Linked DNA regions of Homo sapiens: region 2 is linked to region 1. A link is a loop called in an ENCODE intact Hi-C map of the cell type or tissue named here. Cell type or tissue: OCI-LY7. All regions are shown on one strand. Each heading gives the region's core, and the rest is flanking DNA. Links, peaks and the distances in the headings are about the cores only. Region 1 overlaps CECR3 (cat eye syndrome chromosome region, candidate 3). Region 2 overlaps CECR2 (CECR2 histone acetyl-lysine reader).

Region 1 (12,370 bases), core at 1,682-9,681:
CTGTAATCCCAGCTACTCAGGAGGCTGAGGCAGAAGAATCACTTGAACCCAGGAGGTAAAGGTTGCTGTGAGTAGAGATCGGGCCACTGCACTCCAGCTTGGGTGACAGAGCGAGATTCTGTCTCAAAAAAAAAAAAAAAAAGAAAAGAAAAGAAAAAAAGAAAAAATTAAAATATAAAAATAAAAAAATTAGCCAGGTGTGGTGGCACACACCCATAGTTCTAGGTATTTGGGAGGCTGAGGCGGAAGGATCTCTTTAACTTAGGAGTTCAAAGCTGCAGTGAGCTATGATCACACCACTGCACTCTATCCTGGGCAACAGAACAAGACTCTATCTCTAAAAAATATTTAAAAATAGGCCAGGCACGGTGGCTCACACCTGTAATCCCAGCACTTTGGGAGGCTGACGTGGGTGGATCACCTGAGGCTGGGAGTTTGAGACTGGCCTGACCAACATGGAGAAATTCCGTCTCTACTAAAAATACAAAATTAGCCAGGCATGGTGGTGTGTACCTGTGATCCCAGCTACTCGGGAGGTTGAGGCAGGAGAATCGCTTGAACCTGGGAGGCAGAGGCAAAGGTTGTGGTGAGCCTGGGCAACAAGAGTGAAACTCCGTCTCAAAAAAAAAAAAAAGAAAGAAAACAAAAATTAAAAAATAAATAAAATAAAATAAAATGGCTAATATGGTCAATTTAAAAAATAAATATTTTGGCCAGGCGCGGTGGCTAACGCCTGTAGTCCCATCACTTTGGGAAGCCGAGGCAGGCGGATCACATAAGGTCAGGAGTTCAAGACCACCCTGGCCAACCTGGTGAAACCCAGTCTCTACTAACAATTCAAAAATTAGCCGGACATGGTAGCACGCCTCTATAGTCCCAACTACTCAGGAGGCTGAGGCAGGAGAATTGCTTGAACCCGGGAGATGGAGGTTGCAGTGAGCCAAAATCCCGCCACTGCACTCCAGCCTGGATGCCAGAGCGAGACTCTTTCAAAAAATAAAATAAAATAAAATAACAGAGAGAAAGAGAGAGGCCAAATAGGCAAATATTGTAAAAAGTTTATCTTTGTTGAATCTAGGTGGTCAATTATGTGCATATTCTTTCTAACTTTCTCTATGTTTGAAATTTGCCGTAATAATAAGTTTGAAAACTAGATGGAGATGTAAAGACAGGGCCTCTCAGCTGATGGTGTTTGCCTACCTGGTTCCCTCTCTTGGTCTTCTGCCCAGATATTGGCCCCACTGCTATTCCAGCCTGGATCCCCTGAGGCTTGAATGAGTTTAGGGACTTGCTGGGCCCCTAGAATCAGACCAGGAAACACTCGATCTGGGGCTGGACAACTAAGGCAGGATTCTTAATTGGTATATTAGAGATGAAGACAAACATGTCTCCCATAAGGGCAGCCTTTGGGAGACACAGCCCCTACACAGAAAAGCGAGAGTCCCTCCTGGGCATTTCTCCCAGTGTGAAGAGGAACACAGTAAAAGGATTAGCAGCAAGGATGGACCCAGAATTTAGAGCCATTTACAAGGGTACAAAATCATTCCTGGCTACAAAGGGTAAAAATGAGAAAAGAGGGTAAAATGAGAAATGAACACGGTGGCTCACGCCTGTAATCCCAACACTTTGGAAGACCAAGGCGGGCGGATCTCTTGAGGTCAGGAGTTCAAGACCAGCCTGGCCAACATGGTGAAACCCCTGTCTCTACTAAAAATACAAAAATTAGCTGGGCGTGGTGGCACGCGCCTATAATCCCAGCTACCAGGGAGGCTGAAGCAGGAAAATCACTTGAACAAAGGAGGCAGAGGTTGCAATAAGCCGAGATTGTGCCACTGCACTCCAGCCTGGGTGACAGAGTGAGACTGTCTCAAAAAAAAAAAAAAAAAGAGAGAGAGAGAAAGAGAGATAAAAGAATAAAAGTTTAGGACGGGCGCAGTGGTTCACGCCTGTAATACTAGCACTTTGGGAGGCCAAGGCAGGCAGATCACCAGGTCAGGAGATCGAGACCATCCTGGCTAACATGGTAAAACCCCATCTTTACTAAAAATAAAAAATAAAAAAAATTAGCTGGGCGTGGTGGCGGGCGCCTGTAGTCCCAGCTACTTGGGAGGCTGAGGCAGGAGAATGGTGTGAACCTGGGAGGCAGAGCTTGCAGTGAGCTGAGATCGCGTCACTGCACTCAAGCCTGGAGAACAGAGCGAGACTCCGTCTCAAAAAAAAAAAAGAATAAAAGGTTAGCCGGGTGTGGTGGTTCACGTCTGTAATCCCAGCACTTTGGGAGCCCAACACGGGCTGATCACCTGAGGTCTGGAGTTCCAGACCAGCCTGACCAACGTGGCAAAACGCCATCTCTACTAAAAATACAAAAATTAGCCAGGCATGGTGGTGGGCGCCTGTAATCCCAATTACTTGGGAGGCTGAGGCAGGAGAATCGCTTGAACCTGGGAGTCGGAGGTTGCAGTGAGCTAAGATCGTGACATTGCACTCCAGCATGGGTAACGGAGTGAGACCCTGTTCCAAAAAAAACCAAAAAAAGTGGCAAAAATAGACTTAAAGAATTTTTTTTTTCCTTGAGATGGAGTCTCTCTCAGGCGTGATCTCGGCTCACTGCAACCTCCGCCTCCCGGGTTCACACCATTCTCCTGCCTCAGCCTCCCGAGTAGCTGGGATTACAGGTGGCCGCCACCATGCCCGGCTAATTTTTGTATTTTTTAGTAGAGACAGGGTTTCACCATATTGGCCAGGCTGATCTCGAACTCCTGACCTTGTGATCCACCCACCTCAGCCTCCCAAAGTGCTGGAATTACAGGCATGAGCCACCGTGCCCAGCCAAGAATATTTTTTGAGGATTGTAAGCTCCTTTAGGAGGAGAACCACGCCTGGCTTGCTATCTCCCCACCAGAACCCCCATCTCTATCACAGGGTCTTACACAAAACAGGTACTCCAAAAAAAAAAACTTTAAAAATTCATCAGTTCTTGATTCTCTCATCTAACCTGGTGTAAATGGCTGAAGTAGAGATGGGTGGGATCTAGGCCTTTGGACATTTGACTGCATCACAGATGCTGAGGCAAAACCCACCCGCCAGGAGACTGCTTGAATTTTCACTAGAATGCCAGTCCTAGCCTTGGAGTTATGGCTTGAGCCTAGGAGTTCAAGCCTAGCCTGGGCAACATAGGGAGACCCCGTCTCTAGAAAAAATTTAAAAAATTAATTGGGTGTAGTGGTGCATATCTGTAGTCCCAGGCAGCCAGGAGGCTTGCCTAAGCCCAGGGGTTTAAGACTGCAATGAGCTATGATTGTGCTATTGCACTCCAGCCTGGGAAAAAGAGCCAGATCCTGTCTTAAAAAAAAAAAAATGGTTAGGGCCAAGTGGGGTGGCTCACGCCTGTAATCCCAGCACTTTGGGAGGCTAAGGCAGGTGGATTGCCTGAGGTCAGGAGTTCAAGACCAGCCTGGCCAACATGGTGAAACCCCGTCTCTACCCAAAATACAAAAATTAGCCAGGCATGCTGGCGCGCGCCTGTAGTCCCAGCTACTTGGGAGGCTGAGGCAGGAGAATCGCTTGAACTCAGGAGGCGGAGGTTGCAGTGAGCTGAGCATCACGCCACTGCACTCCAGCCTGGGCAACAGAGTAAGACTGTCTCAAAAAAAAAAAAAAACAGGTTAAAACATAATAAAAATGGAGATTTTAATAGCGCCTCCCTCACTAAATAATCCCATAGGATAAAGGATGTAAAACTTCTGCCACAATGCATGATACATATATAGCAGGCACTCAAGAAAGAATAGCTGGTATTATTCTTGTTATTATTGCAACTATAGTCGATAAAGCCTTTGTAAGTACAATCTACCAGAATACATTTCTTAAGGCTAAGTTTCTTAAATGTAACAAATAAATTCCACTATCACCTTTGAAATCCATTTATCAGTCCGCTTGGTTTATTTTCCCATGTTCTTTAGGTTGAAGGGAGAAATGGGAGATGTTTGACAGAATTTTTTTTTTTTTGATGGAGTCTCGCACTGTAGCCAGGCTGGAGTGCAGTGGCACGATCTCAGCTCACTGCAACCTCTACCTCCCAGGTTCAAGCGATTCTCCTGCCTCAGCCTCTCAAGTAGCTGGGACTACAGGCACGCACCACCACGCCCAGCTAATTTTTGTATTTTTAGTAGAGACGGGGTTTCATCATATTGGCCAGGATGGTCTCAATCTCCTGACCTCGTGATCCATCCGCCTCAGCCTCCCAAAGTGCTGGGATTATAGGCACGAGCCACCGTGCCCAACCTTGACAGAATTGTTTTCGGAGAGTTCCATTAAATTTGGCCTCACCAATAGGTGGGTCCACTCTATTCGGATAAGGACTAAGTCAACCGTTATCTCTGTATTCCTTTGGGTCCAGCAATGTCAGTCACAGAGTAAGTGCTCAAAGAAACGTTTGATAAATGAAATGGAATCCATCTGAAGCCCAAGAGCACTTACCTTATATAAAGCAGAGCTCAGGGAGCCTCCCTGGGAGGTAGAAGGTGCAGGAGCCATTAATCCCATAGAAATCTGAACCGGAAATGCTCAAGAAGATGGTATGCTGGAGCTTCTGCCCTTTGGAACCCCTGACCTGCAAGAGGCAACTCCCAGAGCTTCCCTAAGATAAAAGTTTTAACTGGTGCCTCAGCCAGGGAATCTGGGTTTGGGAAAAAGACAGCAATTCAAGCTGGCTGTCTGACCAACCAACCACCATTAAGGGGTAATTTTTCGTTGTTGTTGTTTTTGTTTTATACAGAGTCTCGCTCTGTCGTCCAGGCTGGAGTGCAGTGGCATGATCTCAGCTCATTGCAACCTCTGCCTCCCAGGTTCAAGTAATTCTCCTGTCTCAGCCTCCCAAGTAGCTGGGACTACAGGCACCTACCACCACGCCCTGCTAATTTTTCTATTTTTAGTAGACATGGGGCTTCAACTTGTTGGTCAGGCTGGTCTCAAACTGCTGACCTCAGGTGATCCACCTGCCTCAGCCTTCCAAAGTGCTGGGATTACAGGCTACAGGTGTGAGCCAACACACCCCACCTAAGGGGCGATTTTATTGGGTTATCCTGTCTCTGGAGAAGGAAACAGGCCACAGTCAATGAAATTAGCATTCTAAAAGCAAGAGAATCTGTAAAGTAGAAAAGGACCTTGAGATGGGAGCATGCGTTTTACACAGGAAGGCCCAGATTTGGCCCAGTCTGCCCCAAGACCACCTAACTTGTCAGTAGCAAAGCTGGGATGAATAAAAGCTCAGCTTCCTGACTCCCTGTCCCCAGTTCTTTCCACCACTCCAGCTGGCCACTCCCAATCCCCCTGCTAAGCCAACCCACCTACAGTGTCACTGTCCCTCATTCCCAAATCCCTTACTCAATCCCCCACAGCCTTTTCCATCCTTCCTGCCTTCCTAGCGCTATAGGGTTGGCGGGGCAGAGTGCTCAGAGACCAGCAAGCTGGGATGTGGGGTCTTCCCGAGGTGGTGCAGGATGTTTTGGCTGCTTAGAGGAGGAGCAGGGCAGGCATCTGCAAAAGGCATCTGCATTTCTTACACACTCCCTAACTGCCAGGCCCAGTGCCAGATCGCAGACCCTTTGTCAACAGAGATGCCCTGGCTTTGTAAACCAAGAGGGAGGCAGAAAAAGTCCTCTAGCAACACAGACTGGCCTCTGGGGGAGGCGGGAGAGGGAATTGTCTACGAAAGTTCTCATTTAAACAAACAAACAACAAGATGAAAATAATAAGCTAGGCAAAGAGCCAAGGGGGAACAGCAAGCAAACTCCTGAAATTGCACTGTAATTAAAGCATAGCTGCCTTCCAGATTCTCAAGTGCTGAGATGGGCTGGAGGGATGTTTACTAACCTGGTCAAAAGACATCAGGGCAAATTAAGCTCATCCCAGCCTTGCCTCCAAACACTTTAGAATGCAAATGAGACATGCCAAATTTGCATCTGGGGCATGAAGGGGACCAATAAGTAACCTGTACAGGTCTTGAGCGTTTGGTGAGAAGAATCCAAACTGGCCACTGTGAAGGGAGGCACTGGGGAATGCTGAGCAGGGGGTGGGGTGGCTATCCTGTTTCACCAGAGATGATTTTTTTTTTGGTTTGGTCCAGGCCGATCTCGAGGCTAGGAGCTAGCTGACTAGCCCTCCAGGACCATGCCAATTCACATATGAGAGTACACCAGACTTAGGCCCAGGAAGATTTACATGAGTTTGTGCCAGTATTAACCCCCGGAGATGCCTACCCAATCAGAGCCATTGCGCCAAGGCAAGGAAGGCATTGCCAGGGCGTTTGCATGACAGAAACTAGCATATGGGCTCAAGAGAAACCTTTCTGGGCAGGGGGAGGGAGGGCCATACCCACATGAATCACTCTCTGGTGGTTTTGCTTTGGTTTCAGAACCTGTGGCTAAGGCAGAAGGACCAGTAGGGCCCCTGGCCGCGTTGATTTTTCTCCTCCCAGCTGCTTCTGTCTCTCTCTCAGGCTCCTGGAAACAAAACAGCTGAGCAGATAAACAAGTCACCACCTGCACCCTCCTCCCCCGTGACACCGCCCCTGTCCCCAAGTCCCACCCCTTCTTCTTGCACTCTCTCCCTCCATTCCTCCCTGAAGCCAAACTTCCGGCAGCAGCTGCAGCTGCTCTCTCCCCTCCCATGCCTGCCTCCCCAGCACAGTCCCCTGCCGCAGCCCCTGCCCCACCAATGGCAAATGAGGAACATGTGTATAGAGCCCTGGGCTCTCCCTCCTCCTGAGGCCATTTCCAACAAAACACTTGTGCTTTCTGAAAGTAAGATGTGGAGCTCTGGAGTCCCCAAGGAAAACGGGTTTATGGCATCCGCCAGCCCTGGAGCCAGTGAGTGTCTGGCCCCTTGGCCCAGAGCCCCACTGCCAGGCACAGGCAAACTGGGAGGAAGGGGTTAATCTGAGCAGAGGAGGCCAGGAGGGGCCCAGTTCCATTCCCGACTGCAGGGGATGCTCATCCCCGGGATGGAGGTCAGCAGGAAGCAGCTCAAAGAGGCCAGGAGGCCAAGGCCCAGTTTAAACACTGAATGAAGGCCACCTTTTCAGTAGCATGCACATGTGTGCATGCACACACACGTACACACTCATACACACATGTTACCATGCACATAGTATCCTCTTATTAACAACGTTAAGGTTGTCACGACAGACTCTGGGTTTGGTGTCGGAAGCCCTGCATCAGGGCTGTTTAATAAGTCCCCAGCGCCAATGGTAGGCACTATGGAGGCCCAAACTGTTGGGGAGGGGAACCTCAGAGTGCCTTCTCCCAGGGAGGGGTGTGTGTGCCAGGAGCTGGGTGATGGAGCTCCTCCAGAGCTTTTCTTGGAAGTTCAGAGTTTAACTCTGGGTTAGTAGGGCTCACCTTAGTTCTGAGGCATGTAGGTGAAGACACTGCAATTAGGAAGGTGATGGGGCAGGGGACTAGCCTGTCTTCACCCCCAGGCTTATGTCTGTCTTTCTTCCTTTCTTCCTTTTCTTTCCTTCCTTCTTCCTTCCTTTCTTCCTTTCCTTCTTTCCTTCTTCTTTCTTTTTTTTTTTTGAGATGGAGTCTAGCTCTGTCACCCAGGCTGGAGTGCAATGGTGCGATCTCAGCCCACTGCAACCTCCGCCTCCCGGGTTCAAGTGATTCCCCTGCCTCAGCCTCCCAAGTAGCTGGGATTACAGACACCCACCACCACGCCCAGCTAATTTTTGTATTTTTAATAGAGACGGGGTTTCACCATGTTGGCCAGGCTGGTCTTGAACTCCTGACCTCAAGTGATCCACCTGCCTTGGCCTCTCAAAGTGTTGGGATTACAGGCGTGAGCCACCGTGGCTGGCCCTTTTCTTTTTTCTTTTTTTTTTTTAAGAAGCAGAGTCGGCCGGGCGCAGTGGCTCACACCTATAATCCCAGCACTCTGGGAGGCCCAGGTGGGTGGGTCACGAGGTCAGGAGTTCAAGACTAGTCTGGCCAACATAGTGAAACCCTGTCTCTACTAAAATACAAAAAATTAGCCAGGCATGGTGGCGTGTGCCTGTAGTCCCAGCTACTCAGGAGGCTGAGGCAGGAGAATCGCTTGAACCCAGGAGGCGGAGGCTGCAGTGAGCCAAGATCGCACCACTGCACTCCAGCCTGGGCGACAGACAGAGTGAGACTCCATTTCAAACAAACAAACAAAAAGAAAAAAAGAAAGAAAGAAAGAAAAAGTAAGAGTCTCGCTCTGTCTCCCAGGCTGGAGTGCAGTGGGGTGACCTTTCCTCACTGCAGCATTGAACTCCTGGGCTCAAGGAATCCTCCCGCTTTAGCCTCCTGAGTCTATAGGTGCACACCACCACACCCAGCTAATTTTTAAGTGTTTTGTAGAGACAGGGTCTCCCTATGTTGCCCAAGCTGGTCTCAAACTCCTGGCCTGAAGCGATCCTCCTGACTTGGCCTCTCAAAGTGCTGAGATTACAGTTGTGAGCCACCATGCCCAGACCACATTTCCCCAGAACTCTATCTTTCCTGCTTGTGGACAAGGCAGGGGATGGATTTGGCGTCTGAGAAAGACAAACACAACCTTTAATTTGCTGACTGTCTCATACCTGTCTGCACAGCCTGCTGCTGTTTCGTGTGGAAAGTAACAGTAGCCTGGATAGCTCACAGCTGGGTTTGAAACAGTTAATGGCTGAGTGACCTTGAACAAATTACTTGACCTCCCTGAGCCTGTCTTCTCATTGGTAAAATGTTAACAATATCTGGCTCTGACTCAGAGTTAAATTACTCTTTTGTTTTTCAGGTGGAATTAAGTGACAAGGCAAAGCTAATGTAAGATACATAAAACACCAAAAACACCAAGCATTCTGCCGTGAACCCATTTGGTGCTCAATAAAATCATTGCCCTTTTTTTGGTGTTTTGTTGGAGACAAAACGGAAACACCAAATGGCTGGTGGAAGTGGTAGGAAAAAAGGAGACCAAAAACCCAGTGGCTCTGAAGAGGTACCTGCAGACCCACTGGGCAGGGTAGAGAGGAGCCCAGTGGGAACTTTTCTGCCAGGAGGAATCAGCGGGCAGAGCTCTTCTTCCCATTTGTCCAGCAGGGCTTCTCATCCTCAGCACTGCTGACATTTGCGCCAGATATTTCTTTGTTTTGGAGGCTGTCCTGTGCACTGTCGGATGTTTAGCAGCATCGTCAGCCTCTACTCTCCAGGTGAAGTAGCAAGTTGTCTGCCTCCCGCAGTTATGACAATCAGAATGTCCTGGTGGAGGGGGGCAGAATCACCCTGTGAGCTCCGCTATAGAGCTCAGAGCCCCACCTCCTTTAGGAGTCTGAGCCAAGGCTGCGTCCACAGGAGGGAGTCACTGACGGTTGGAGGACTGATATTCACCAATACCTTTCCCACAAACAAGAGATGCCTGAGAAAGACCTGGTCATGCAGGAGGTGGTGAGTGGCTACTGGAAGAAATATGGTGGCTGGGGGAGGGGCAAGGGAGAAGTCTGCCTGCGGTTGAGCAGGCTGGCTGGAGAGCCAAGGCCAGTGCCCACTAGTGACTCTCCCGAGGGGTGTTGCCTTGGTGGGCTTCCCCGCTCTGGCCTTTTGTCACCTTGTTTGCTGAATCCAGGTAAAATTTTTGACCAAATTGGAAAGCAATTCCGGGGAGTTGGAGTCAGATCTGTCCCTACCCTTGCTGTTGCTAATGAGCTGTATGACCTTAGTTGAGCCATTTGATCTCTCTGCAACTGTTTCTTGGGCTGTGAAACATGGGGGTTGGAGTCTCTGATTTCTAAGGTCCTTTTCAGCTGTAAGTTCTAAGGCCTGTGAATACCACAGTGTGATGAAGCCAACTGGGTGGTGGTGAGGGCCTTGTAAGTTTCAGTCTTACTGCAAGCCGGCGATAGAATTCTCCCCATGTCTTTGTTAAGAACTCTTGGCCGGGCACAGTGGCTCATGCCTGTAATCCCAGCATTTTGGGAGGCCGAGGCAGGTGGATCACCTGAGGTCAGGAGTTTGAGACCAGCCTAGCCAAGATGGTGAAACCCCGTCTCTACTAAAAATACAAAAACTAGCTGGGCGTGGTGGCTAGCGCCTGTAATCCCAGCTACTCGGGAGGCTGAGGCAGGAGAATCATTTGAACCCAGGAGACGGAGGTTGCAGTGAGCCGAGATTGCGCCACTACACTCTAACCTGGGCGACAAGAGCAAGACTTCGTCTAAAAAAAAAAAAGAACTCTTGTTGCTGAGAAATACTTCAGGAGTTCCTACTGTGTGCGAAGCAACGTGCTCTCTGCTGTGCATGTGGGGAGGTCTTTCCCCCTTTCCTCTGAGGGCTCATAATCTAATAACAGATAAAAATAATTCCAATAAAAGGCCATAAATGCAAAATGTCTCATCCTTTCCACCGGCTTCAAAGTCAGGAAGATCTGAGTTTGAGGCTAGGTCCACCATTAGGAGTCCTTGGGTTACTCGGCTCATTTAATCTCAGTTTCTTTACCTGTAAAATGGTCATAATAACAACTGTGTCACAGGGTTATTTTAAGAGTTAAATGAGATTATATATGGGCTGGGTGCGGTGGCTCACGCCTGTAATCCCAGCACTTTGGGAGGCCAAGGCGGGTGGATCACGAGGTCAGGAGTTCGAGACCAGCCTGGCCAACATGGTGAAACCCCATCTCTACTAAAAATACAAAAATTAGCCAGGCGTGGTGGTGCACGCCTGTAATCCCAGCTACTCAGAGTACTGCTTGAACTTGGGAGGCGGAGATTTCAGTGAGCCAAGATTGCGCCACTGCGCTCCAGCCTGGGCGACAGAGCAAGACTCCATCTCAGGGGAAAAAGAAAAAAGAGTTAAATGGGCCTGGTGCAATGGTTCACACCTGTAATCCCAGTACTTTGGGAGGCCAAGGCGGGCAGATCACTTGAGGTCAGGAGTTGGAGACCAGCCTGGCCAACGCAGCGAAACTCAGTCTCTATCAAAAATACAAAAAGTAACAGGGCTTGGTGGTGCACACCTGTAATCCCAGCTACTTGGGAGGCTGAGGCAAGAGAGTTGCTTGAACCCAGGAGGAAGAGGTTGCAGTGAGCTCTGGCCTGGGCAATAGAGTGAGACCCTGCCACAAGGAAAAAAGAAAAGATAATATTTGTAAGACAATTACCATGGTGGTTGTCACATCATTAAGTGCAAAATAATTGTTAGTGGCAAGTATTTATTGGCTATAGTGCAGCAGGCACTGTGCTAGGCCCTGAGATAGTGGAGATGAGGGACAGGACTCCTGGTCTGCAGCAACTCACCAGCAGGTAGGGAAAGAAGCAGGGAGCAATGACAGTACCCTGAGAGGGCCGTGACAGAGCCAGGTGGGAGAGGCATCGACACGGGGAGGGCAGCAGGCGCTGACTGCGGGCTCAGGCAGGCATGTGAAGTAGTGACCGCACTGCCTGTTGAAGCAGGGCCAGTGGTGTTCACCGGAGTTAAGCAGACAGAGCAGTGGGGAGGTGGGAGAAGCTCAGGTGCCAATGAGCCCGACCCTCAGTGCTTCTGCAGAAGTGAATGCAGTCAAGCAAGGTGGAGTGTGCATGGGATGATGGTAAGAAATGAGCCTGAAGGTTGGCGTCAGAAAGAAGGGACGTACACAAGAAATGTTTCCTTTATATTAGACACACTATTTCCCTTTTTGACCTAACCACCAGGCAGCTCGGAACCAACTTTTAGGTTCAAATGTTGCAGCACTTCCTTGAATCCTACTTTTCTGATGGGCTTATTCCTTAGCCCCAGCTTTCTCTAGACCCTGGATCTCAACCTTTAATCTGGTTTTGGGGTTTCTGGCACTTGTGCCATTAATGATAAACTGCCTTGAATCTTTTTGGATACACTGAACATATGTGGTGTGTAAATAAACAAATGAACTATAAAATACAAACATGCACAGATAAGAGTGAAGTCAGAGCCTTTAGAGTGCGCTACGCCAGGGCGGCAGCATCCCTGGTGCCCGGTCAGCGCCTGGCACATCATAGGAGCGCAATCAACAGCGGGTGACACAGAATGGCGGCAGAGAACATTTCACCTAAAAGAAGGCTTCTCCACAGAGCACACCAGGACGGACCCCCAGAACCACTGGCTGGCTGTATCCCACCTTCAGGTTCTTGATTGGAGACTCCTTCATGTATCGTTCACTGATCCTTGTGGCTGAAAGTCTTGTTGCTCCAGCCAGATGGCAAACTACACCTCAAGGACAGACACTTGTCATACATGCCTGTGTCCCCCAGAGCTGCACCCAGCACAGAGCTGGTCACAAAGTGGCCTCCCCAAATTTCTGTGGCTTTAGCCTAACAAACACCTGCAATTCCTTATAGCTGAACAAAGATGAATGACCCTAA
Region 2 (12,370 bases), core at 2,048-10,047, 230 kb after region 1:
AGGCTGGAGTGCAGTGGCAGGATCCTGTCTCACTGTAGCCTCAACCTGGGCTCTAGCAGTCTTCCCACCTCAGCCTCCTGAGTAGCTCAGGACAGGACTGTGCCACCATCCCCAGCTGATTTTTAACAATTTTTTGTAGAGACAAGGTCTGTGTTCCCTGGCTGGTCTTGAACTCCTGGTCTCAAGCGATCCTGCTGCCTTGGCCTCTCAAAGTGCTGGGATTACAGGTGTGAGCCACTGTGCCTTGCCCCTACAAGTATTTATTAAATAATAGAATACCGTATCCCTGTATCTGTCTTTAATTTGCAGAGTTTATTGGCCTTGATTTTTTTCTTGAGTTAGTATTCTTTTGACTCTCTAGGATTATTATCTATCTCTTTTTTCAGTGTTAATACTGATGTCTGCTTCAAGCTGTATTATCCATTGTTAAGTAACAAATTACCCTAAAACTTAGCAACTTAAAACCACAAAAAGTGTAATCTTACAGTTTCTGTGGGTCAGGAACCTGGACAAACCACTACTGGTGTGTTTAGCTCGAGTTAGCTTACAGGTCTGTGATCAAGGTACCAGTGACAGCAGTCATCTTGAAACTTACTACTCATGTATAATACACACACACACACACACACACACACACACACACACACACAGAGAAAAGTGCTCATTTCCTAATTCTAAAGCTCAATGAATTTTCACAAACTGAACACACCTGTGTAACAGAGAACCTGGACAAGAAAGAACACTACAATCTACTTTACTTTTTTCCCTGAAGGGAATTGCCTAAAATGATGGTTCCACATGCGGTTACTGTGAATGTACACTCGTTCTTGTCTGAAGTTCTACTTTGATCTCATTCTAAAGAAAGAGAAATTTGGATAAGTAAATGTTTACCTGTTATGCCTCCAAGACTAAACTGTTCTATGCAGCTTAAAAAGTTACTTAATTTCGGCCGGGCGCAGTGGCTCATGCCTATAATCTCAGCACTTTGGGAGGCCGAGACGGGCAGATCACTTGAGGTCGGGAGTTCAAGAGCAGTCTGGCCAATGTGATGAAACCCGGTCTCTACTAAAAATACAAAAATTAGCCAGGCGTGGTGGTGCACGCCTGTAGTCCCAGCTACTCAGGAGGCTGAGATGGGAGAATTGCTTCAACCCGGGAGGCGGAGGTTGCAGTGAGCCAAGATCGCACCATTGCACTCCAGCGTGGGCGAAAGAGTGAGACTCCATCTCTTTTTTTTTTAAAAAAAAAAAAGGCCGGGCACGGTGCCTCACGCCTGTAATCCCAGCACTTTGGGAGGTGGAGGCGGGCAGATCACGAGGTCAGGAAATCAAGACCATCCTGGCTAACACGGTGAAACCCCGTCTCTACTAAAAATACAAAAAATTAGCCGGGCGTGGTGGTGGGCGCCTGTAGTCCCAGCTACTTGGGAGGCTGAGGCATGAGAATGGCGTGAACCCGGGAGGTGGAGGTTGCAGTGAGCCAAGATCGTGTCATTGCACTCCAGCCTGGGTGACAGAGCGAGACTCTGTCTCAAAAAAAAAAAAAAAAAAAAAGTAACTTCATTTAGTTGTGCATAATTCGCCTCATCTATAAAATGGAATTAGTGACAATATTCAGTAAAGTTATTATGAGGATTAAACGAAATGATGAGTGAGAGTAATCATCATGAAACACTATGCCTAGTTCCTCCAAAGGCTCAGCAGAAAACAGATTTTGACTCAACCAAGTGTCTGTATCCTTTTCCGTTGTGGTTTGCATGTTTTAGAACAGGGGCCAGCAAATGTTTTTTGTAAAGGGCCAGATAGTCAATACAGGCATGCATCACATACTGTCATTTTGTTCAGTGGCAGACCTCATGTACGACAGTGGTCACACGAGGTTGTGATAGACACAAAAATTTTTATCCCCTAGAGATATTATTGCCCTTGTAACATGCTTGCACATGCATTACTCATGTGGTTATGGTGATGCTGGTGTAAACAAACCTAGTGCGCTACCAGTCATATAAAGACCTAGCACTTACAGGCCAGGCGTGGTGGCTCACGCCTGTAATCCTAGCACTTTGGGAGGCCGAGGCGGGCGGATCACCAGGTCAGGAGATCAAGACCATCCTGGCTAACACAGTGAAACCCCATCTCTACTAAAGATACAAAAAAGTAGCCGGGCGTGGTGGCGGCACCTGTAGTCCCAGCTACTCGGGAGACTGAGGCAGGAGAATGGCATGAACCTGGGAGGCGGAGCTTGCAGGAAGCCGAGATCACGCCACTGCTCTCCAGCCTGGGTGACAGATCGAGACTCTGTCTCCAAAAAAAAAAAAAAAAAAAAAAAAAAGGGCGTGGCATGGTGACTCACGCCTGCAATCCCAGCACTTTGGGAGGCTGAGGCAGGTGGATCACAAGGTCAGAAGATCGAGACCATCCTGGCTAACATGGTGAAACCCCGTCTCTACTAAAAATACAAAAAATTAGCCGGGCGTGGTGGCAGGTGCCTGTAGTCCCAGCTACTCGGGAGGCTGAGGCAGGAGAATGGCGTGAACCCAGGAGGCAGAGCTTGCAGTGAGCCAAGATCATGCCACCGTACTCCAGCCTGGGCGACAGAGCGAGACAAGACATAGCATATACCGTCATGTACACTACATAATAGTTGATAGTAAACAACTCTTACTGGTTTCTGTATTTACTGTGCCGTACTTTAAATCATTATTTTAGAGTGTATTCCTTCTAGTTTTGTTTAGTTTTTTTGACACGGGGTCTCACTCTGGCACCCAGGCTGGAGTGCAGTGGTGCAGTCTTGGCTCCCTGCAATCTCCACCTCCTGGTCTCAAACGATCTTCCCACTTCAGCCTCCCAAGTAGCTGGGACTCCAGGCGTGCACCACCAGGCCCATCTAATTTCTTTATTTTGGGGTAGAGGTAGGGTTTCATCATGTTGGCCATGATGGTTTTGAACTCCTTTTTTTTTTTTTTTTTTGAGACGGTGTCCTGCCTCAGCCTCCCCAGCAGCTGGGACTACAGGTGCCCACCACCACACCTTGCTACTTTTTTTGTATTTTTAGTAGAGACGGAGTTTCACCGCATTAGCCAGGATGGTCTCGATCTCCTGACCTCGTGATCCTCCCACCTTGGCCTCCCAAAGTGCTGGGATTACAGGCGTGAGCCACCGCGCCCAGCCTAGTTATTTTTAAAAAGTTAACTATAATATACAACAGCCTCAGGCGGTCCTTCAGAAGAGATTCCAGAAGAAGGCATTGTTACAGGAGATGACAGCACCGTGCATGTTACTGCCTTGAAGACGTTCCAGTGGGACAAGATGTCGAGGTGGAAGACAGTAATATTGATGATCCTGACCCTGTGTCGGCCTAGGCCGATGTGTGTGTTTTTGTCTTCCTTTTGAACAAAACAGATCAAATGTAAAAAACAAAAAATTTCAACAATAGAAAACAGCTTATAGAATAAGGATATAAAGAAGGCCGCCACACAGTGGCTCATGCCTGTAATCCCAGCACTCTGGGAGGATGAGGTGAGAGGACGGTTTGAGGCCAGGAGTTCGAGACCAGCCTGGGCAACATAGCAAGACTCCGTCTCTACTAAAAAATAAAAATAAATGAATTAGCTGGGCAATATAGCAAGACCCCTGTCTCTACTAAAAAAATTAAAATAATTATCTGGACATGGTGGTGCATGCATGTAGTCTAAGCTACTAGGGAGGTTGAGGTGGGAGGATCAGGAGTTGGAGGCTGCAGTGAGCTACGGTCCCTACTGCACTCTAGCTGTGGCTACAGAGCAGAAAAAAAAAGAAAAAAATATTTTTGTATAGCTCTAAAAAGTGTTTTAGGCTGTTATTACAAAAGAATCAAAAAGTTAAAAGTTTGTGAATTTTTAAATGTCATAGTAAGCTAAATTTATTATTGAAGGAAAGGTTTTTTTTAAAATAAACATAGTATAGCCTAAGTTTACAGCATTTAGAAAGTTTACAGTGATGTACAGTCATGTGCCAAGCCTTCACATTCATTTACTACTCAGTTACTGATTCACCCAGAGCAACTTTAGTTCTGCAAGCTGCACTCATGACAAGTGCTTTATACAGATACACCATTTTAAAAATCTTTTGTACCATGTCCTTACTATACCTTTTCTATGTTTAGATGTGTCTGGATCCACAAATCCTTAACATTCCATTACAGTGGCTTACAGTATTCAGTACAGTCAGGTGCAGTATAGGTTTGTAGCCTAGGAGCAGTGGGCTATGCCATATAGTCTAGGTGTGTAGTAGGCTCTACCATCTAGGTTTATGTAAATACACTATGATGTTTCCACAGCAACAGAATCACCTAACCATGCCTTTCTTAGAACATATCCTTTATGTTAAGCAATGCGTGGCTATTTTAGGCCCTCACTTGCAACAGAGTCTCACTCTGTTCCCCAGGCTGGAGTGCATTCGACCAATCCTAACCCATTGCAGCCTCAAACTTCTAGATTCAAGCAATCTTCCTGCCTCAGCCTCCTGATCCTGAGGAACTAGTGTTACAGGTGCACACCCACCTTGTATTTTAGGCTCTGTGTTGCAGGTAATCAGCTCTGTCACTATGAAAGCAGCCATAGGCAATACAGAAAAACCAATAGTGACTGTGTCTTATTAGAACTTTCTAATCACTGAGGTTTGACTTTTGTATCATTTTCACCTGCCAGGAAAGACTGTTTTTCTGTTGTTGTTTTTTTTAATTTTTTTTCCCCACCATTAAAAAATATAAAAACCATTATTATAGACTGTTTTTTGTTTGTTTGTTTGTTTTGTTTTGTTTTTAAAGGAGGTCTGGCGCAACGTCTCAAGCCTGTAATCCCAGCACTTTGGGAGGCCAAGGTGGGCGGATCACTTGAGGTCAGGAGTTCGAGACCACGTCTCTACTAAAAATTCAAAAATTAGCCGGGTGTATTGGCACACGCCTGTAGTCCCAGCTACTCTGTAGGCTGAGGCATGAGAATTGCTTGAACCTGGAAGGCAGAGGTTGCAGTGAGCCGAGATCATGCCACAGCACTCCAGCCTCTGCGACAGAGCGAAAGTGTGTCTCAACAAAAAAGGACATCAGGCCAGATTTGGCCCTCGGGCTATAATTTTCCGACTCCTGTATTTAGGAAGCTAGTTAACTATTCCAGTTCCACTGACTCAATCTAATCTTTAAAATTGAAATATAGAAGCCACATTTCCTTTCAACCGTACTCTCCAACCTGAGGTTTTTGCACTTACAGGACAGCATAACACTGTCTACTCATGGAAATGATACTGGCCAGCATGTCCTATGTCCTGGACGCTGCCAACTGCTTCTCAAGAACACTCATTTAATCCTTCCGACAGCCCTCTAATAGAAAGTCCTCTCCCATCCTTCCATCAGGGATGAGGAATTTGAGGCACAGAGAAGTTAAATAAATTGCCCAAGGTTACACAGCTGGTAATTGAGACAGTACAGATCTGTTTCCTAGACCTCCGACTCCTAACTGCAGCCCCGTGCTGTCAATGAGAAGTACAGGAGAAAAGTGTTAAGTAAAACAGTTTTCCTTGAAAACAGGATTTTTAACTCTTTGACATACTAAGGAAGCCTGTGAACCCCATCTAAAAATAATGTTTTGAAATCATAAGATTACACCCGAACCCAATTATACTGAAAAGTAGTGAAGTATTGGCCGGGCGTGGTGGCTCACGCCTGTAATCTCAACACTCTTGGGAGGCCGAGGCAGGCCGCTCACATGAACTCAGGAGTTCGAGACCAGCCTGGGCAACATGGTGAAACCCCGGCTCTACAAAAAGTATTATACAAAAATTAGTGGGGTACAGTGGCGCACACCTGTAGTCCCAGGTACTCGGGAGGCTGAGGCAGGAGAATCAGTGGAGCCCAGGAGGCGGAGGTTGCAGTGGAGATGGTGCCACTGCACTCCAGCCTGGGTAGCAGAGTGAGACCCTGTCTCCAAAAAAGAAAAGAAAGTAAAGTATTGAAGAATGAAATTTTTGATATAGTTAGTGTTGTATTCATCTAACAGCAGAGCTAATTTCCCAAAATTACTGTCTTCAGATCTCAGTGAGCATAAGTGCTATTTGGAAATATCTGCAGTATCTATATGATTTCAGTAGAAATCAGTTATTTCTGTGGACCTCTGCTTTAAAACGTGGGTTTTGTTTGTTCTGTTTTTGTTTTGAAGACGAGATCTCACTCTTCAGCGCAGTCTTGAGTGCTGTGGCGCAGTCATAGCTGACTGCAGCCTCCAACTCCTGGGCTCAAGCCATCTTCTCACCTCAGCCTCCTAAGTAGCTGAGATGACAGGCAGGCACCACCGTGCCCATCTAAAAGGGTTTTTAAATCCTAGATTGATCTGCAGTTCATAGTCAACAACTTAGACGTAAAAGGAACCTCATCATCAAGTACAGTTTATTTTTTTACCTGAGGAAGCGAAGGCAAAACAAAACTGGTATAAGCCTGAGAGACATCGAGAATAAAGTCTCAATTCAAATGATTTTTTCAGGAATTTGTTCATTTTGTTGCCAAAATAAAGTGGTATAAAGTGGTATTTTCCTGGGTGTAAGGCGTGGGGCTGGACTCCGAGGAGGCCCCCGTGATGCTGTGGAACCCTGTGTGCCTGTATGTGACACGCCACTGGGGGCGTGTCAGTCACATGCTAGTGTTCACTGTCACACTCTGGGGACGCCCCTTGCGGCTTGGATGAAGCGTCAGCCACTGGGAAAGCCCACATGGCTGGGAACGCGGGTGGCCTTGAGGAGCTGAGGGCAAGCCTTACTACAGCTGTGCATTCTCCCCAGGAAAAACTAGGCCATTAGAAAGAATGTTAGGCAAATAATGCAAGTCACAGAAGCATACACACCAGTGACTTATTAAGTGTAAGGCAAGGAGAACCAAATAAGGATACATATATATGGAAAACTTACGAAGAAGATCAAGTGAAAGCTTATCGCAATTCAGGAAAGTTATCATACCTGGTGAGCAGGGAGAAGACAGAAGGTATGAATAAGCGCGAGTGGTGATTCTCCAGCCTTACCACACAATCACCTAAGGGTGGTTACAACACAAATCGCTGGGCCTCACCAGCGTTTCATTCCGTAGGCTTGGGCTGGGGCCTGGGAACCTGCATGCTGTGCAAGTTCTGGGTGGTGCTGATGCTGCACGCTGCTGGTCCAGGACTTCGCTGGAAGGTCACTAATCTAAGGCATTGCTCACTTTCTGTTTTTCAGCTCGATGGTGAAATGTGGATTCTTCATTTTTGACAATTCTTTGCCTTTCTCTTTCAATATAAAACTTAAGCAGAGTTTTGATTTGATGCTAACACGTTCTTTGCAACACTACATACTTTTTCTTCTATATTCTCCCTGGAATTGCAAATCTGGTCAGTGGGTTTTATGGTCCTGTATCAATAAAAATACTTTAGGAATTTAACTAGTGGCTCTTTCAGCACTTTTGTTTTCCACTGGGAAGTAACCTGGCAAATTGAGCACTGGGTGGAAAATAGGAACTTCTGATTTGCTCTTCACTGTCAAAGTAAAGCTACGATTGAATCAAACTGTGTTTTGAGCTACGGTTTAAGCAGCGTAAAAATATTTTTCATTGGTTGGGCGCGGTGGCTCATGCCTGTAATCCCAGCACTTTGGGAGGCCGAGGCGGGTGGATCACTAGGTCAGGAGATAGAGACCATCCTGGCTAACGCGGTGAAACCCCGTCTGTACTTAAAAAATATAAAAAATCAGCCGGGTTTGGTAGCGAGCGCCTGTAGTCCCAGCTACTGAGGCAGGAGAGTGGTGTGAACCCGGGAGGCAGAGCTTGCAGTGAGCCGAGATCGCGCCATGCACAAGCCTGGGTGTCTCAAAAAAATTTTTTTCATTAAATACTCATGATGATAATACTTACTGCTAAAATGTTTTTCCTTTTGTCCGTACATCTTTAGTAGAGTGCTCTTTATAGAACGCAGACTGATTTGTGCTTCAGTATGGTCTTCACCCACTGTCCTGTGGCTTACACTCTTAAACGGTAATTCATCAACATTGTATATTCAATTTTTCATGTATTTATTTATTTATTTATTTATTTATTTTGAGAGAAGTCTCGCTCTTGTCCCCCAGGTTTGAGTGCAATGGCCTGATCTCGACTCACTGCAACCTCCACCTCCTGGGTTCAAATGATTCTTCTGCCTCTGCCTCCCAAGTAGCTGGGATTAAGGCACCCACCATCATGCCCGGCTAATTTTTGTATTTTTAGTAGAGACAGCGTTTCACCATGTTGACCAGGCTGGTCTCAAACTCCTGACCTCAGGTGATCTGCCCCCCCTTGGCCTCCCAAAGTGCTGGGATTACAGGCGTGAGCCACCGCACCCGGCCTCATTTAATTTTTAATTATGGATCTAGCATTGCGTAATAGATTCCCTAATTTAGATCCCTTATAAACAAACATTTAGTGTTTTGGGTTCTCTTTACAGAAATATCTGTCATCTTTTTGGAAATGACAATACTTCTGTTAAGTACGTTCATCGTGTCTTTTTTAACATAGGCCAGTGTTTTGTAACAAATGAGGGCACCACATAGTCACTATCCTACTGAAGAAAATAGACATTTCTGTCTTCCCAGAAAGTTTCCTTTGTAGTCAGTCTTCCCCATACCTACATTGTACACCTGGCAACCACTGACGACATTTTTATCACTATAGTTGGAGCCTAACCTGTTCTAGAACTGTATGAATGGGATCACACAGTGTGAAATGAACTCACATCAGCTTCTTTCATTCACATAGTGCCTGTATGATATTCACCCATGCCATTGTTTGTATCAGTGGTTTATTCCTTTGAGGGGGGTGGGGGACTAAATTGTATCTAGTGAAAAATATATCACAATTTATTGAATCTGTTCTTGGGATGAGCACTTAGGTTGCTTCCAGTTGGAGCCTATTATGAATGAAGCTGCTGTGAACATTTGCATACAAATGCTTGTGTGCACTTAATTTCATTTCTCTTGGGAATTGCTGGCGGGTCACATGGTAAAAGTATGTTTGACTTAAACTGTGAAATTATTTTCCAAACACTTGCAACATTTACGTTTCCACCAGCAATATCTGAACAGTCCAGTTGCTTCATATCTTTTTAAATTTTTATTTACTTATTTATTTGTTTGAGACAAGAGTTTTGCTCTTTTTGCCCAGGCTGGAGTGCAATGGTGCTATCTCTGCTCACTGCAACCTCCACCTCAAGTGATTCTCCTGCCTCAGCCTCCCAAGTAGCTGGGATTACAGGCATGCGCCAGCTAATTTTTTGTATTTAGTAGAGACGGGGTTTCACCATGTTAATCAAGCTGGTCTTGAACTCCTGACCTCAGGTGATCACCCGCCTCGGCCTCCCAAAGTACTGGGATTACAGGCATGAGCCACCTCGCCCGGCCTAGTTACTTCCTATCTTTGCCAACATCTGCTGTTTTTAATTTTACTAATCCTATTGTGTTGAAAGTGGCAGCTCATTGTGGGTTTAATTTGCATTTCCCCGATGACTAGTAATGTGGAGTGGTTATTCATGTGCTTACCATAAATTTGTATATGTCTTTTTTGGTGAAATATTTGGCCAAGTGTTTTACTTATTTCTTTTAAATTAGGGATGCTTATTTAATTTATTTATTGACTTTTTTGAGACAGGGTTCCCACTCTGTTACCCAGGCTGGAGTGCAGTGCTGTGATCATAGCCCACTGCAGCCTCGACCTCCTGGGCTCAAACAGTCCTCCGGCTTCAGCCTCCTGAGTAGCTGGGACTATAGGTATGCTCCATCACACCCTGCTTATTTAAAGCATATTTGTTGTAGAGACAGGTCTTGATATATTGCCCAGGCTGGTCTTGAACTCATGGCCTCAAGTTGTCCTCCAGCCTCAGCCTCCCAAAGTGCTGGAATTACAGGCGTGAGCAGCCATTCCAGGCCTTATCAACTTTTTAAATGTTTACTAAGGAACTGTTTTATATTATTAATTTTCTTTACTCTTTGCTTTTTTATTTTATTGATTTCTCTTTTTTATTTCCTCTGTTTACTTTGGCTTTAGCTTGCTCTTTTTTTTTTTTTGCTTCTTTGGAGTACTGTTTTTGAGCCTTTTTTCAAAAAACAGGCATTTAAAGCTATAAATTTTCCCTAAAAAACTTGTAAATTTCCTTCTAACCCATAGTTGGCTGCATCCTGCGAATTTTGATGTTTATATTATTGTTTAAAACATGCTCTCCTTTATTTCTTCTGTGACCCAAAAGTGTATTATTTAAATTCGTGATTTAGTATGTTAGTGGTAATACTGTTGAGATCTGTTCCTTACTGTTTTTTTTTTGTGTGTGTGTGTGTGTGTGTTTGGTCTATTAATGAGAAGCCAGTATTAAAATCTCTCTGATTGTGGATCTATTTCTCCCATTAGTTGTGCCCATTTTGTCTCATGGGTTGTGGTGTCCTGTTATTGGATGTGTAGCGGTAGCTTTGTTATATAGTCCTGGGAAGTTGTTCCATTTCTTCTTATGTGACACTCTGTCTCCACATCTGCTTTGTCTCATATTAATCCTCAGCTTTCTCATGCTTACTGTGCCTGGTAGATCATTTTCTATCCTTTTAATCTTTGTATTTTTATTTATTTATTTTTTGAGATGGCGTCTTGCTCTGTCACCCAGGCTGGAGTGCAGTGGTGTGATCTCAGCTCACTGCAACCTCCGCCTCCTGAGTGCAAGCAATTCTCCTGCATCAGCCTCCCGAGTAGCTGGGATTACAGGTGCATGCCACCACGCCCGGCTAATTTTTTTTTTATTTTTATTTTTTATTTTTAGTAGAGACAGGGTTTCACCATATTGGCCAGGCTGGTCTCAAACTCCTGACTTCATGATCTGTCCACCTCAGCCTCCCAAAGTGCTAGGATTACAGGCATGAGCCACCATGCCAGGCCTCCTTGTGTTTTTTTAAAGTGTACAATTCATTGGTTTTTATGTATTAACAAAATTGTGCAACCATCACCACTATCTAATTGCAGAATACTTCTATTACCCTACAGAAGACACTTTGTACCATTAGCAATCATTCCCTGTTTCCTCCCACCCACTTCCCAGCGTCACTATTCTTACTGTCTCCACAGGTTTGAGTGTTGTAGGCCCATCTTATAACTGGAGCCATATGGGAAGTGTCCTTTTGTATCTGGCTTTTTTCACTTAGAGTTATTTTTCAAGTTTTAACCATGTTGTAGCATGAATCAGTACTTCATTCATTTTTATGGTAAAATAATACTTCATTGTGTGGATACACACTTAATCCTTCAGTTCATGGGTATGTACGCAGATTTTAGCTTTTGGCTGTTAGGAATTCTGCCGCTTTGAACATTTGTGCGCAAGTCTTTGTGTGGATGTGTTTTCCTTTTCTCTGGGGTGTACACCTAGGAGTTGGAGTGGCTGGGTTGGTAGTTCAGTGCAACTTGGCGAAACTTCCACAGCAGCTGCACACTTAGCCTTCCCACCGGCCGTGTGTGAGGATTCCGTGTCTCTGCATCCTGGTCAGCACTTGTTACTGTGTGTTTTTTGACGTCCTCCATTATAGTGGACATGAGGTGGTACCTCATTATGGTTTTGACTTGCATTTCCCAAGTGGCTAAGGTTGAGAAACTTCTCTGCTGCCTTCTGCTTTTTGTTCCTTTGTTGGTCCTTTAATGCTTTCTTTTAGGCACATGAATTTGTTTTAAGTGTATCACTTTATTTCCACTATTGGCTTCTTATTCTGTGTGTGTGTGTGTGGGGGGGTGGGTGTTTAGCAGTCGTAGGGCAAACAATATATATCCTTAAATTTTATCCAGAGCTATTCAGAATTTTTATTGTACCTCTTCATGCCTTATACATGATACTTGAGACTTCTCACTTCATCTGTACAGTATTTAGGTTCCATTAAAAAAATAGCCTTTATCATTTTAAAGATACATTTGGGGTTTATTCACTTTCTTGGTTACCCAACATAAACATTCATAAACACATGTAAAAATCTGTATTATGTACATGTTTCTCTAGGCAAAGATGTTTTGCAGATTCTGCCTTAACCATATTTTCCTTTAATTTGAAATAACCATGATTTTAACTTATCTTGGCTGTCATGTTGATTTTAGTATGTGGGATATAGTAGCTATTCTACAGCCCTAGAGAAGAAGAACTGTTATTTTAATTATTTTGGCCTGGTCTTTTTATAAGCTTCGAGAATAAATGCTTTATCAAGTATTCATACAGAATCTTTTACTTGTTGCTTTACTACTAGAACCAGAATATTTATCTCAATTCAGTACTTATGTTAAACGTGGCCTGTGTGTACATGTATTTCATTTGCTTCACAAATTGTTGTAGCAA

Evidence for each region. Hi-C counts contacts between places; a loop is a spot of excess contacts. Peaks named below come from ENCODE experiments on the same cell type or tissue, not always from the same donor. Only the 100,000 strongest peaks of a DNase experiment are listed, where the experiment ranks them.
Region 2: a loop joins it to region 1, with 2.8 times the contacts of the local background. A loop is called at or near these places in 2 of 110 quality-filtered maps.

What each region holds. Positions count from the first base shown.
Region 1 is chr22:17,251,789-17,264,158 of GRCh38, forward strand. It overlaps CECR3 (cat eye syndrome chromosome region, candidate 3), which reads right to left. Exons shown (of 3, transcript NR_038398.2): 2 at 9,002-9,257; 3 at 5,071-6,518. Among named protein-coding and RNA genes, the nearest start is that of CECR3, 8.8 kb to the right of the region's middle. RefSeq lists enhancers at 9,017-9,602, 11,741-12,370. In OCI-LY7, for the core only: no CTCF peak of the experiment used is centred there; DNase peaks (open chromatin) are centred at 5,973 and 6,453; H3K4me3 peaks cover 1,231 bases; H3K27ac peaks cover 2,350 bases.
Region 2 is chr22:17,479,811-17,492,180 of GRCh38, forward strand. The region is part of intron 2 of CECR2 (CECR2 histone acetyl-lysine reader); the gene reads left to right. Among named protein-coding and RNA genes, the nearest start is that of SLC25A18, 78 kb to the right of the region's middle. In OCI-LY7, for the core only: a CTCF peak has its summit at 6,589; no DNase peak of the experiment used is centred there.